Regions from separate parts of the Mus musculus genome. Here all the other regions are linked to region 3. The links are chromatin loops, found by intact Hi-C in ENCODE. Cell type or tissue: gastrocnemius. All regions are shown on one strand.

Region 1 (4,000 bases), 210 kb after region 3:
CAGCCCTGGGCGCCACGCCCTGAGGACCATGAGCATCTTCCTAGGTATCCAAGTTGTCTAACAGACTTAAGTTGAGGTAGTGTAAAGTCTCTCCATCTATTGCTTTAAAGCAAATGTAGAAAGCAAATAAAATTCTGAACATCACTGTTTTTAAAAATAGCATTTGAGGGGCTGTGAGACGACTCAATAGAAAAGCACATGCCATACAAGCATAAGGACCTGCATTATAATAACCCACAACATCCAGGTTAAAAAACAAAACCAAAAAACTTGTAGTGAGTTATGATGGCACTCTTAAAGTCCAAGCACTGAGGAAGCAGAGACTGGAAGATCCCTGAGGCTGACTGGCCAGAAAGCCTAGCCTACTTGGCTCCTAAGGAATGACACCCCAGGTTGACATCTGGCCTTCATTTGAAAACACACACACACGTACACACACACACACACACACACACACACACACACACACACACACACACACACACACAAATATACACCCATCACACATCTCTTTCCTCACACTCCCAAACATACATATGCCCCCCCCCTCCTCACAGACTCTAGTAGAACTAAAAATAGCCATTCAGATAACACAAATTCTCACACTCGAGTTTCAGGGCACTTGGGGAGGGAGAAAACAAAGAGAGCATTCATCATAGTGTGTTTCCTTGATTTTAGCAGCTGGAGAGTCACTCCTTGTTTGCTGTTTGTGGAAACTGAGGCCCATAAAGGCTCAGTGATTTCTGCTCCAAGTACTAAGAGCTGGGATCACAGTTCATTTTTAGTTTTCCTTTGAAATAAAATCCCTGACTCTTTTTCTAGTCCCCACTACAGCAGAAAAAGAGCTAGCCACTTAACTAAGTCAGCCCAAGTGGGGTTCATTAATGGTTAATTCACCTTGAATCAAGAAATCACAGTGACCCCTGAACCAAAACCCATCTGGAAGGGAGGGGTAAACCCTTACTTATCAACAAATTTGCCGAATCCATATTCCAGCATATTGGCGAGGCACGTGGTCTCTGTGGGCTTTATCTCATAGCCAACAATGTCACTGATCTGCAAAGAAAGGAGAGGAGACGAGAGGTAGCTATGTGACATAGTGCTGTCCAATAGGATGGCTATAAGAATGGGAACCTTTGTCATCTGTCCTGGCCAGTGTGGTACCACTAACAATCCGGGAGGCTGTTGAATACTAAAACTGGGGCTGGTGTTTGAAGGACTGAACTGTTTGTGTTCAATTCATTGTAACCAGCTCACATTCAGTTAAATGGTCACATGGAACTGGTGGGTCTGACAGTGTAGGTCGGGGGGGGGGGGGTCCCAGATGCTGTTGCAGAGCCTCACTCTGCTTTTCTTCTTTTGTCTTCCTATTGAGTCATGAGCACCCGAAGTCTGGAACAGGGCCTCAGTTGTACTTCAGGGGCCTATGGAAAGCTCAGCCTGTGATCCAAGCTCAGTGAATGTTTGCTGAGTAAGGGGGATCATCTGTCAGTCATGCTCTCCAGTGCTCTGAGCTGAGGAGGATTCCCCTTTGAAAGCTCTCCCTACACTGGGGTTGTGATCTCAGCTACTCAGGAGTCTGAGAAAGGAGAATCAATGTTTCTAGCCTAGGCTATGGAGTGAGTTCAAGGCCAGCTTGGATGATTTAGAGGGATCTTGTCTCAAATTTAAAGCAAAAGGTTAGTCATGGCACAGTAAACCATAGTGCCTAGATTTAATCCCAGGACTCCCAAGACACAACAGAATAAGAAAAGCTCTCCCTGTCCTCTCCGGGTGTATGTGGGGGTGGGGTGGGGGTGGGGGGAGAGGCTATTTGTCAGGATCCCCATCTGGCTGGTGTGGTACTTCTTCTGGCTTACCTCTTCAGTAAAAATACTCCTAAGAAATATCTGAGCTGAGTTTTGCCTCTATTAGGCTGCCAGAGGATTAGAAAATGCCAGCGCAGAGAGGAGTGTGAGCCCCATGTCACATCCTCTCTTACCCGGTGTCCTTGGCACCTGACATTTGGTAGACACCAGTAAGTATTTATGGAGGAAAAGCCTGATTAAACCAGAGAGCTCAATTGGCTTCCAGTCTGGGTTCTGGGGACCTCTGGAGGATCAGTATGGTAATAGAGTAAAAATAATGAGCATTTATTGGGGGCTCATTTTGAATAATATTGTTTCAAGGGCTTCAAGCACTTATTTTGGTCTTATAGCACCACAGATAGCAAGTAATGTGTTACCTCGATTTACATCTAAGGGATCTGAACTGGAAGAAAGATCTTGTCTAAGACTGTCCACTTAATAAATAGCAGAATTGGGATTTGGATCCAACTCTGACTCTAATCAATGTTTTCCACAAAACTCTAATGTCTCCTAGAGGATTCTTATGTAAAATTGTTTGTGTTGTTCTCTGAACAGCTCTGGACAAAGGTAACATTCGACAGAATTTTCTAGAACACAGTCTGCATGGATGTTCCTGGTAGCCTTGACCTTTCTCTTATTGAAAACGTTTATTTAGTGTGTGTGTGTGTGTCTGTGTGTCTGTGTCTGTGTGTCTGTGTGTGTGTGTCTGTCTGTCTGTCTGTGTTTGTATATCACACACACTTGGATATTGTGCACACATGTGGAGGTCATAGGATGATTTGTAGGACTTGGCTTTCTTCTTCTGACATGTGGTTCCTGGGGCTCAAACTTAGGCTATCAGGCTTAGTGGCAAGTTCCTTTACTTGCTCATCCATCTTGCTGGCCCCATTTATTCTCTTATACACTAAAATACAGCAACACTCCGACTATCTCTGGGACAAATTACAGTTACATAAAGTACTTAGCATAGTAACTGGCCCACAGTGAGGACTCAGAGATTGGCAGGATTTCTGAATTCTTCTTTTTTTTTTAAATAATTATAAATATTGACAAGACATTTGTTTCTCTAATTTTAAGATCCTTGAAGTATACTGTCTATGTAGACATCAGTCACTTATGGCCTCTGAGAATCTCAAACGTGGCTCATCTGAATTGAAATGTGCTTTGAATGTAGAACCAAACATTTCACACTATTGATTTCCAAGTTGGTGGATACATAAATGATAGCATATACTAGCTTAGGTAGCATATATCTATAAAATCTATTTTGCTCATTTCCCTTCACTTAATATATAAAGTATGGCTTGGGGATGTGACTTAGTGGAAGAGAACTTGCCTAGCATGTGTAAGTTACTAGACTCAAACTTCACTACTGCAAAAAAAAAGAAAAGAAAAAGTTGCAATCTTTTAGTGTGGCTACTAGAAGCATCAGTATGATGTGCAGCTAGTTCTATTCTTAGGGACAGCACCTCTGAGCTTTCGGGCCAGTTTTGGTCCATAACACTGGCTACCCGTTAATGTGATGTGTTTCCTTGTTCCGTCTTGTTTTAAATGAAATCAGCAAAACCTTGTTGATATTTAAAGTCTATAACTCAAGCACAGGTACTAGTAGTTTTTGCTGTGAAAGTTCAAATGGCCAGAAGCCACACCCCAGCTGTTCTGGGACCCAAGAAGATCTGTCCTCAGGCCTTGAGAGATAACAGGTGGCTTAGTTTTTGGAGCCTTTTGCCAGAACCAGAATCTATGTAAATAGTCTCCTGAGTGAGGCATTAGGAAGATGGTGGTTTTGCCAGGCTTGGGACTGAGTGGAGACAAGCCATAGTGTATCTGGTGACACATGTCCTTTCTTACCTGCTCAGCCTATTGGGTATACACTTTAGAGACTCATCCCTTCCTGCCTGGGGCCACTATTAGTTTTAGTTACTGTTTTCCTCCTCATTTCTAGGGGTGTCTAACCCTCATGTCATCGATTGACTTAAGCCAAACAGACCCATATTCCAATTCACTTCTGGTCCACTAACTAGCTACATGACAAATTACTTAATATTTCAAAGGGTTGTTAAGAATGAAATGGGAGGCCAGGCGTGGTGGCACACTCCTTTAATCTCAGCACTCGAGAGGCAGAGGCAGGCAGATTTCTGAGTTCGAGGCCA
Region 2 (4,000 bases), 250 kb after region 3:
ATAGTCACAGGCACACAAGCACTTATACTTAACACACACCTACCCAAGATTCACCATTGCACCAGCATCCAAAGGGCTTATTAAATGGCTGCTTTCAAAATTCTTTCAAAACCAAGTTAGACTTGTTAAATTCCTTCAGGATGCTGTGGTGCATGCCTGTCTCCCCATCTCCTGTTCCCTTAATTCCATGCTCGAGGAAAGTAAAACAGAGATGCAAAGTTTTCTGACCTTGACTCTTCTTTATCAGAGTGGATACAACATGAAACTTTTCTTTACTGTTCTTTCCACAGAGCAACTTCCCAAGGCATAAATGTTTTCAGCTCCATTAAAAACACCAAGCAACTCAGAATTTTTCCACTTTATGCTCAAGGTTCTGCTCTCTATACTTTAAAGTAACCTGACCTTCCTCATTCCTTATGATAATATTTCTTACCATAAAGTACACAAAGGGTCTGGGATGTGGCTCGCATGTAGTAGAACACTTGCCTAGCACATACAAGGTCTGGCTTTGCTGCTCAGCACATAAATAAATTGTACAGGATCAGCCCTTTGTGTCAGTGAGCTGCACAGACTTGCATCCATGTGTGTGAAGGGTAGAGAGAAGCATGGGGCTAATGAGCCCATGGGCTCCTGGGTAAGGAGTCAGGCTCTTGTCTGAAATATTGTAATGTGCTTTCAACACTAGCTGTGTTCAAAGATATTAAAACCAGACCTTCTGTTCACTGATGGATGTGATCTGCGGGTGTTCGTGCCCACCACATGAGAGGAGAGGTCAGCTGGATTTAGGTCATGTTCCCGCTCTGGCTATTAACAGTTAAAGTGAATGCATTGCTGAAGACATCCCACCCCCCACCCCCAATTTCTTATTCTTCATAGCCAAGTGCTCAGGATAGATCTCAGAGGGGTGAAAAAATTGCTTAACTAGAACAAGTATGTTAGGTCCATTGGGGCTAGTATGACCGCTACAGGCTGATGACTTATTAAAAAAGAAAACCAACAACAAGAAACATTTCTTATAATTCAAAAGGCTGGAAGTCTGAAGTCTGGGTGTCAGCATGGTGAAATTCCGGCAGGGAGTCTAGACAGCTAGCTTTTTGTTGTGTTCTTTCCTAGTACCCTAGTAGAAAGAGGTAAAGTTCTCGCTCCTCTCCTTCCTTTTCTTCTCCTCTCCGCTCTTCCCCTTATAAGGCATTGATCTTATTCATAAGGGCTTGCTTCATCTCCTTGACTTATTGACCTCGAAAAGGTCCCCACCCCACCACCTAGTACCATCACATCAGGGGATGAAGGGATAAAAATATTCAGTCCACTGCTGTAAGAAGCTGTGGAAAGGCCTAGGAGACGCTTCCCATGGGTTTATTTTATAAATCCTTCGAATGTTCCTCAAGAGTCAAGTTCTTGATGCTACAGAGGTGCTAGTAGATTCCCCACCCCCAAGAGGAGAAATGGAAGCAGAGGCAGCGACTCTCCAGGAGAAGCACAACAAAGATGCACGGGGAGGAGGATTAGAGGATCAAAGAGCTGTCCCTAGGTGGCACCCTTGAGCTGAAATCCCAGAGACGCCTCAATATTCCACAGCTTGGTCTAAGGAAAACAAACCCATCCCCAGCTCCCTGGGTGAGGACTGTGTGGTACTGCAGCTACCGAAAGTGTAAAGCCAGACGAGAGTGCCTGAAACTAAAAACTTCAGGGACACGCCCTTGACTACTCATGGTCCACTGTGTGCTTCATTTCCCCTTTCTGATGTCAGTGGAATTGGAGTGAAATTCCTTAAACTTCTTACCACCCCCATCAGTCATCTCCAAGCTCATTTTTTTTTTTTTTGTTACCAGCTTAATTATTTCTTGGAACATAAGGTGGCTGAAGTAACATCAATTTCTCCTAGTGATAGGGATTAGATACACAACCCAAGGGTATGCCAGGAAAACAACCTACCACCATCTCCCAACCTCCTGGAATGTATCTGTAAAGCATTTATTAATTTATTTATCTATTCGTTTATTTATTTACTTACTTACTTACTTACTTACTTAATGCGTATGTGTGTTTTGTTGGTACGTGTTTTTTCACCACATGCATAGAGTGCCCACTGCGGCCAGGAGAGGGCGCCAGATTCCTTGGAACCGGAGTCACAGTTAGGGTTATGGCCTGCTTTGTGAATACTGAGTATGGAAGCTCGGTCCTCTGGGAGAGCAAGCAGGGCTCTTAACCGCTGAGCTACCTTCCTACCCTTCCTTCTCCTCCCATGAAATGTTTTTGAGTCCCTATTATGTGCTTGATAGGTACGCAGTTCTTTAAAGGTATCTTTTCTGTTGTCTTCAGTAAAACCCCCATGGTTTCTCTTTTTTACCCAGAGTTACTCTTCAGGATGCAATGGGTACAGGGCCTTTGGGTGAAAAGAACCTGAGAACTTGTGATGGTTTGTATATTCTTGGACCAGGGAGTAGCACCATTTGGAGCTATGGCCTTGTTGGAATAGTGTGTCACTGTGGATGTGGGCTTAAGACCCTCACCCTAGTTGCCTGGAAGTCAGTCTTCCACTAGCAGCCTTTGGATGAAGACATAGAACTCTCAGCTCTGCCTGAGCCATACCTGCCTGGATGCTGCCATGCTCCCACCTTGATGATAATGTACTGAACCTCTGAACCTGTAAGCCAGCCCCAATTAAATGTTTTTTTATAAGACTTGCCTTGGTCATGGTGTCTGTTCACAGCAGTAAAACCCTGACTAATACAGAAGTTGGTACCAGGGACTGGGGTATTGCTGTGCCTGACCATGCTTTTATTTGAAAGAATGTGGATTTTGGGACTTTGGATTTGGAAAGCAGTGAAATCCTTCAAATGGGGCTTAATGGGTCATCCTAGTAGGAATATGGAAGACTTTGTTGATGGGAGTGATTTGACCTGTGTTGACCTGGCCCAAGAGATTTCAAAGGAGAAGAATTTCAGAATGTGGCATAAAGACTGTTTTTGTGAAATTTTTGGTGAAGAATGTGGCTACTTTTTGCCCTTGTCTGAGAAGTCAGCCTGAGGCTGAGGTGAAGAGACTCAGATTAATTGCATTGACAAACGAAGTTTTTAAAAAAGCCCAGCTTTGTTCTCTGGCTAATTAATAGGAAGAGAAGTTTGAACAATCACAGCAAGCTTAGAAAGGAAAAATATAAAATATATGGTTCGAATATTAAAGGGGTGCCAGGAAGTGAAATAGAACAAAATCTTGTGTTCTAGGAGATAACAGATTAAGGGAGTGGGACTTTGGGGCAAGATCCTACCCAGCTAAATTTAGATCCATCATGGTGGTACACACCTTTAATCCCAGGAGACAGGAATGCTGATCTCTGCATTCAAGGTCAATCTACAGAGCAAGAACCAGGATAGCCAAGCTTAGGCAGTGAAGGATTTAGAAAACATAAAGCTAGTGATAATGTAATAGTACAAGGGGATCATGTTCTAGTTCCTGTAAGCAGAAGACCTCAGCAGCTTCAGCCATGTGGCTCTGGCTCTAGAGTTAAGAATGGAAGGAACTACTGGGACAATTGATGCTGGTCAGCTGGAGCTAAGAAATTAGCAATGATTAAGAAGAGACCGGCATCACTGAGGTGAAATCTTCTGAGAATTGTTTTCTGGGAGCACAAAGAAGCTGTGTTCCAGAGATAGCCAAGGTTGTATCTTGTGCTGCGGCTGGACTTGGTAATGTGTTAGAGTCACTTAGGTGGTACTGGTTTTGAAGGCATGAAGGTGTCAGGAAGAAGAGCTGAAGCTCAGCACTGTGAGAGGTCATGGAAGGCCATTGGAGAAGGTGTAGCCTCAGCTGTAGTTGATGGCCCAGGACTGAAGGGGTCATGCAAAGGATTTGAGGTTTGACACCATGAAGAGAGCCTATGAGAGGCTATTGGGGAAGCCTAGTTGGAGTGGAACACCCCAGTGTATTGGAGATGTCAGTACCATGGGATGATCACCAAGAACAGCAGATGTAGTGGAGTGGATCAACCTGAGCTTAG
Region 3 (4,000 bases):
TGGGTTATATGTCTGATTCTAGCCCACCTCTGTTGATTGGAAGTTTTGGTTTTGTTGCCCATGCTTGGTTGGCTTCAGATTGAGTATCAAGAGTTGGTAGTCAATCCTTCAGATACTAAATGTTGATTTTGGATTGGATGAACAGGGTTAATTCCAATTCAGTGGTAAGCAGGAACAGTAAATGCGTTGCATAGCTGTTATACAAGCCGAGCCAATTGGGTGAGCCAAGGTCTTAGCTAAGCAGGAACATAGGGTCACTAACAGTGAGCCTCAGGCTTAGGAACAGGGCAGGTAGGTAAGTGTTTAGGATACTCACCAAAGTTAGCCAGGACACAGTATGTTTACACCCATAAGGTTTGGTGTGGTGCAGGTGGGCAGGGATCCAGGAAACTCACTGGCTGACACATGGAGATCTGTCAAACCCTTAATAAGCAAGTATTGTGCTACATAGATAGACTCTGGGTCAGAATTAAATTATTCATGTTCTTACTAAGCACAAACATTGCAGTAATGCCTCTGTTAAGTAATTTACCAAGGTCACTCAGTAAGTGTAACTAGTCAGGCTTTCAACCATAATGATCTGACTCCAGAAACCTGCATAAAAGACTTAGTACTTACTAACTTGCTAGTTAACCATTTGTGTTTTACTCATTTTCTGCCTGTCTTGTATCAAAAAGCTCCATTAGTTCTCTTAACCCAGTCCTATGAATATTCATAAAAATGTGACCGTGAACTAACAGGTATCAAAGCACTATTCCAATAACATGCATCATTAAAGAAGCAATAGAAAGATTTTCAAGTAGTACTAACAAAGCTTTAAGTAAACTGAAAAGACTAACACTAGTTTCTAGGGACTCTAAGGACAGATTCTCATTACTGAAACCTGGTTCTTATTTGCAACTGTATGATTTAAACAAGTTATATCTGAGTCTTTCCTTGGAAGATGGAATGAATACTTGTCTTTTTAAAACTTAAAAGCAGCCCAGTGATACAAGTGTTTAAAACTGTCCATACTTGATTTTACAAAAGAACCCAGTAAATGCTGGTTACTACTATGCTTCTTTAAACCTTGGTGCCACTGATCTGTTAAGTGGCAGAGCTAGGATATGAATCAGGCTTCTTCACTGAGCCCTCTCCAGCAGGCAACTTTACAAAAGCTGCCTCTTGGTGTATGGCACATGCCTACTTAAAAACTTACTTCCTCAGCCAGGGGATAGTGGCACACACTTTTAATCACATCACGCAAGAGGCAGAAGCAGGTGGATATCTATGAGTTTGAGGCCAGCCTGGTCTACAGAGTGACTGTGTAGCCAAAGCTACACACAGAGAAAACATTGACTTGAAAAAACAAAAGGCAAAAAAACAAAACCCAGCATGTCTTTGTTTTTATTTATTGCAGTGCTTTTGGGTCGCACCCTGGCCTAGGACTGATGAAAATAAAAGAGGAAGAAGAAAGTGATACCCCAGGCGTGAGAGTGTGAGTCTCTGCACTTTCCAAGTGCCATTTCACATGCAATGATGGCAAGCCTCTCCCTCTTTCAGATAGCTTTGGGATACCCTCTAAAGTATATTGTCATGTTCAAAATTCCAATAAATGCCTAAAACTCAAAACATTTCCTCCTCTTAGATGTGGTGGTGGTGGTAATGCTGGGGGAGGGTGGGGGTGGATGAGTATTTTGTGTCTGAGTTTATTACACAGGTACTGATTGATTCCTGTAGCACTACCATTAAATGACATATACTGAGGCCAAGAAAAGAAAATCCAGCCAGTTTGTCAAGTTTCTGTAAGTAACTGGCTAAACTGTTGACTCCTTGGCATCTGTTAGAAAAGGGGGCCAGGGGGTGGAGATAGGCTGAACAAACATCTGGCAAAAGCAAAGAGAGTGGAAGAGACTTAGCTTTCAATCCCATGTTTGGGAATTCCTCCTCCTTGGGATATAGCTGCAGCATCACTCTTCACCAGCAGGTGTCCCCATCGGACAGGGCACTACTTGGAAACTGGAAACTTCAAACTCACAGTGCTAAGTTTTAAGGTGACTCTCACAGGTAATGCTGTGTTGGAAAGATGGGACATGGCTCCACAATTCCTAATCTTGTAGATATTAACTGATCCTGAGAAAGTAAATTCAGACACACACACCAAGAACCTTGCTTTGTATACACAGATCCTATAATTCCACTTGAAAAAGTGAGAGTAGTTAAGATACTTGTATTAAAAAAAGGGGAGCGGGGCGTAGGGTAGAAGATACCATAGGGTTATTAGAAAGGAATGAGTGTGCACACATCCCCCTTCAAATCCTAGCTGTTTTAATTATTTGCTCAATATAAGTTGAATACTATTAATTCACAAGCAGATGCTAGTATCTCATAGAATTATTATTATTTGGCTTTTTGAGACAGGGTCTCACTTTATGTAGCTAACCAGGCTGTCCACTATGCTGGTCTCAAACTCAAAGAGATCCACCTGTCTCTGCCTTCTGAGATCAAAAGCACCTCATCGGGCTCTCAGAATTTACCATGGAGATAACTTCACTTAGTTGTTCATAGTTGTGCATGTGAAGGGGTACTATATAGTTTTGATTCCTGATGTGTAGGGTAAATATACAAAGCTATGCATACAATTAGAACCCAGCCTGGAATGCTATATGCCAGGATGTTAACAGTATTTCTGAATAGTATGACAGGTAAATCATATTTTACAAAAGGCTTTGATATCTGAGGTTAAGAACTAAAAACAAAACAAGAAAACCCAAGCAAGCTTGGTGATGCATGTACTCTGGAGGCAGGGACAGGTGGATCTGAGTCTGAAAGCCAGGCCACAAGGCTACATAGTGATGCCCTGGTTTTTACTTTAAAAAAAAAAGTTCAGCATTATTATAGTTAGGAGAGAAAAGAAATAGTTCTGAAACTTTAAAGTTGGGCACTTAGATAGTGTTTAACCCTTAAATGTATGTAGCCTCTCTATAAGTTGGACCCTAAGTAGAACAAAGGTTTGATGTGAAATTGACACACATTTTCCTGGAGTCCTCCACTGGAGGAAACTTGGGCTAACTTGAGTTTCTTTTCCAGCTTGGGTTCAATTAGTATCTACCCCTTGAGGCTCCGGTCCAAATAGACAGTGCCTCTCCTGGACATAGACAGGCCTGGGTTAGAACTTTGGTTCTGTTGCTGTGTGTTTGGGTCATTCTGAGTTCATTTCCATAGCTGTATAAGATGAGGAAATACCTACTTTTAATAAGTATGAGACTTCAAAGTTCCATTTGTGGAACATGTCAAGAACAGCAGTAAAAATGCTATTTTCCTATGAGACCCTGCTTAAAATGGGAGCTCAGAACCTACTTCATGGTTGTTAGAAAAAGTCCAACTTAAGAGCACATAAGTGGCAAACATTAGGGGATTTTGCAAACTGTTCCAAGAAGCCATCAAGGCACTCTGAACCTAAGGCACTCCATTTCCTTCAGAATGGATGAGGGTTTCCCCCAGGCCCCAACTGCAAAACTGAAGAAATGGACCTGGCCCGCAAAAGCCTCCGAAGATTCTGCACACTGTGTTCTTCCAGCTGATGCTCCCACCTTTTGGAAACCAAAGCTGCCAACTTGGCCTCTTGCAAAACACACATTCCATTCATACGTGCGTTTGCACATTGTTCCTCCCACACCCTTCTAGGCAGCCAATGCTGAGCTGCCAAGACAGCTGCCCAAGGAGCAGTCTTAAGGAAAGGGCAACTCAAGAGGTTTTTACAGAACCCAATTTGGTTTCGAATTCCTGTCCCTATATTGGGATTGTTCAGAACACTAAGCTACATTTGTTTATTTCCTTGACTCTCTGAAAATGACCTCTTATAAAATAAATAGGAAAGTCAGTGTAAATTTGGAAAATAAAAAGACACACTTAACTACCCAGAATCAATGACTGCCAATATTTTACAAGGTTAAGTTTTTTCTGTCATTATTCAGATCTTTTTAAATAGCTGAATAATATAGTAAGTAATATAACTCAT

Evidence for each region. A loop is a pair of places that touch in the nucleus more often than their neighbours do. Peaks named below come from ENCODE experiments on the same cell type or tissue, not always from the same donor. Only the 100,000 strongest peaks of a DNase experiment are listed, where the experiment ranks them.
Region 1: a loop joins it to region 3, with 3 times the contacts of the local background. A loop is called at or near these places in 23 of 42 quality-filtered maps.
Region 2: a loop joins it to region 3, with 3 times the contacts of the local background. A loop is called at or near these places in 24 of 42 quality-filtered maps.

Annotation. Positions count from the first base shown.
Region 1 is chr7:120,053,639-120,057,638 of GRCm38, forward strand. Dnah3 (dynein, axonemal, heavy chain 3) reads right to left here. Exons shown (of 61, transcript NM_001370806.1): 19 at 965-1,056. Among named protein-coding and RNA genes, the nearest start is that of Dnah3, 40 kb to the right of the region's middle. In gastrocnemius, a CTCF peak has its summit at 2,090; no DNase peak of the experiment used is centred here.
Region 2 is chr7:120,096,485-120,100,484 of GRCm38, forward strand. No RefSeq gene overlaps it. Among named protein-coding and RNA genes, the nearest start is that of Dnah3, 3.2 kb to the left of the region's middle. In gastrocnemius, CTCF peaks have their summits at 1,526 and 2,105 (motif pointing right); DNase peaks (open chromatin) are centred at 1,544 and 2,109; H3K27ac peaks cover 428 bases.
Region 3 is chr7:119,847,333-119,851,332 of GRCm38, forward strand. Rexo5 (RNA exonuclease 5) reads left to right here. Exons shown (of 20, transcript NM_001370778.1): 20 at 1,400-1,611. The coding sequence ends at 1,481. Among named protein-coding and RNA genes, the nearest start is that of Dcun1d3, 46 kb to the right of the region's middle. In gastrocnemius, a CTCF peak has its summit at 1,964 (motif pointing right); a DNase peak (open chromatin) is centred at 1,956; H3K27ac peaks cover 1,691 bases.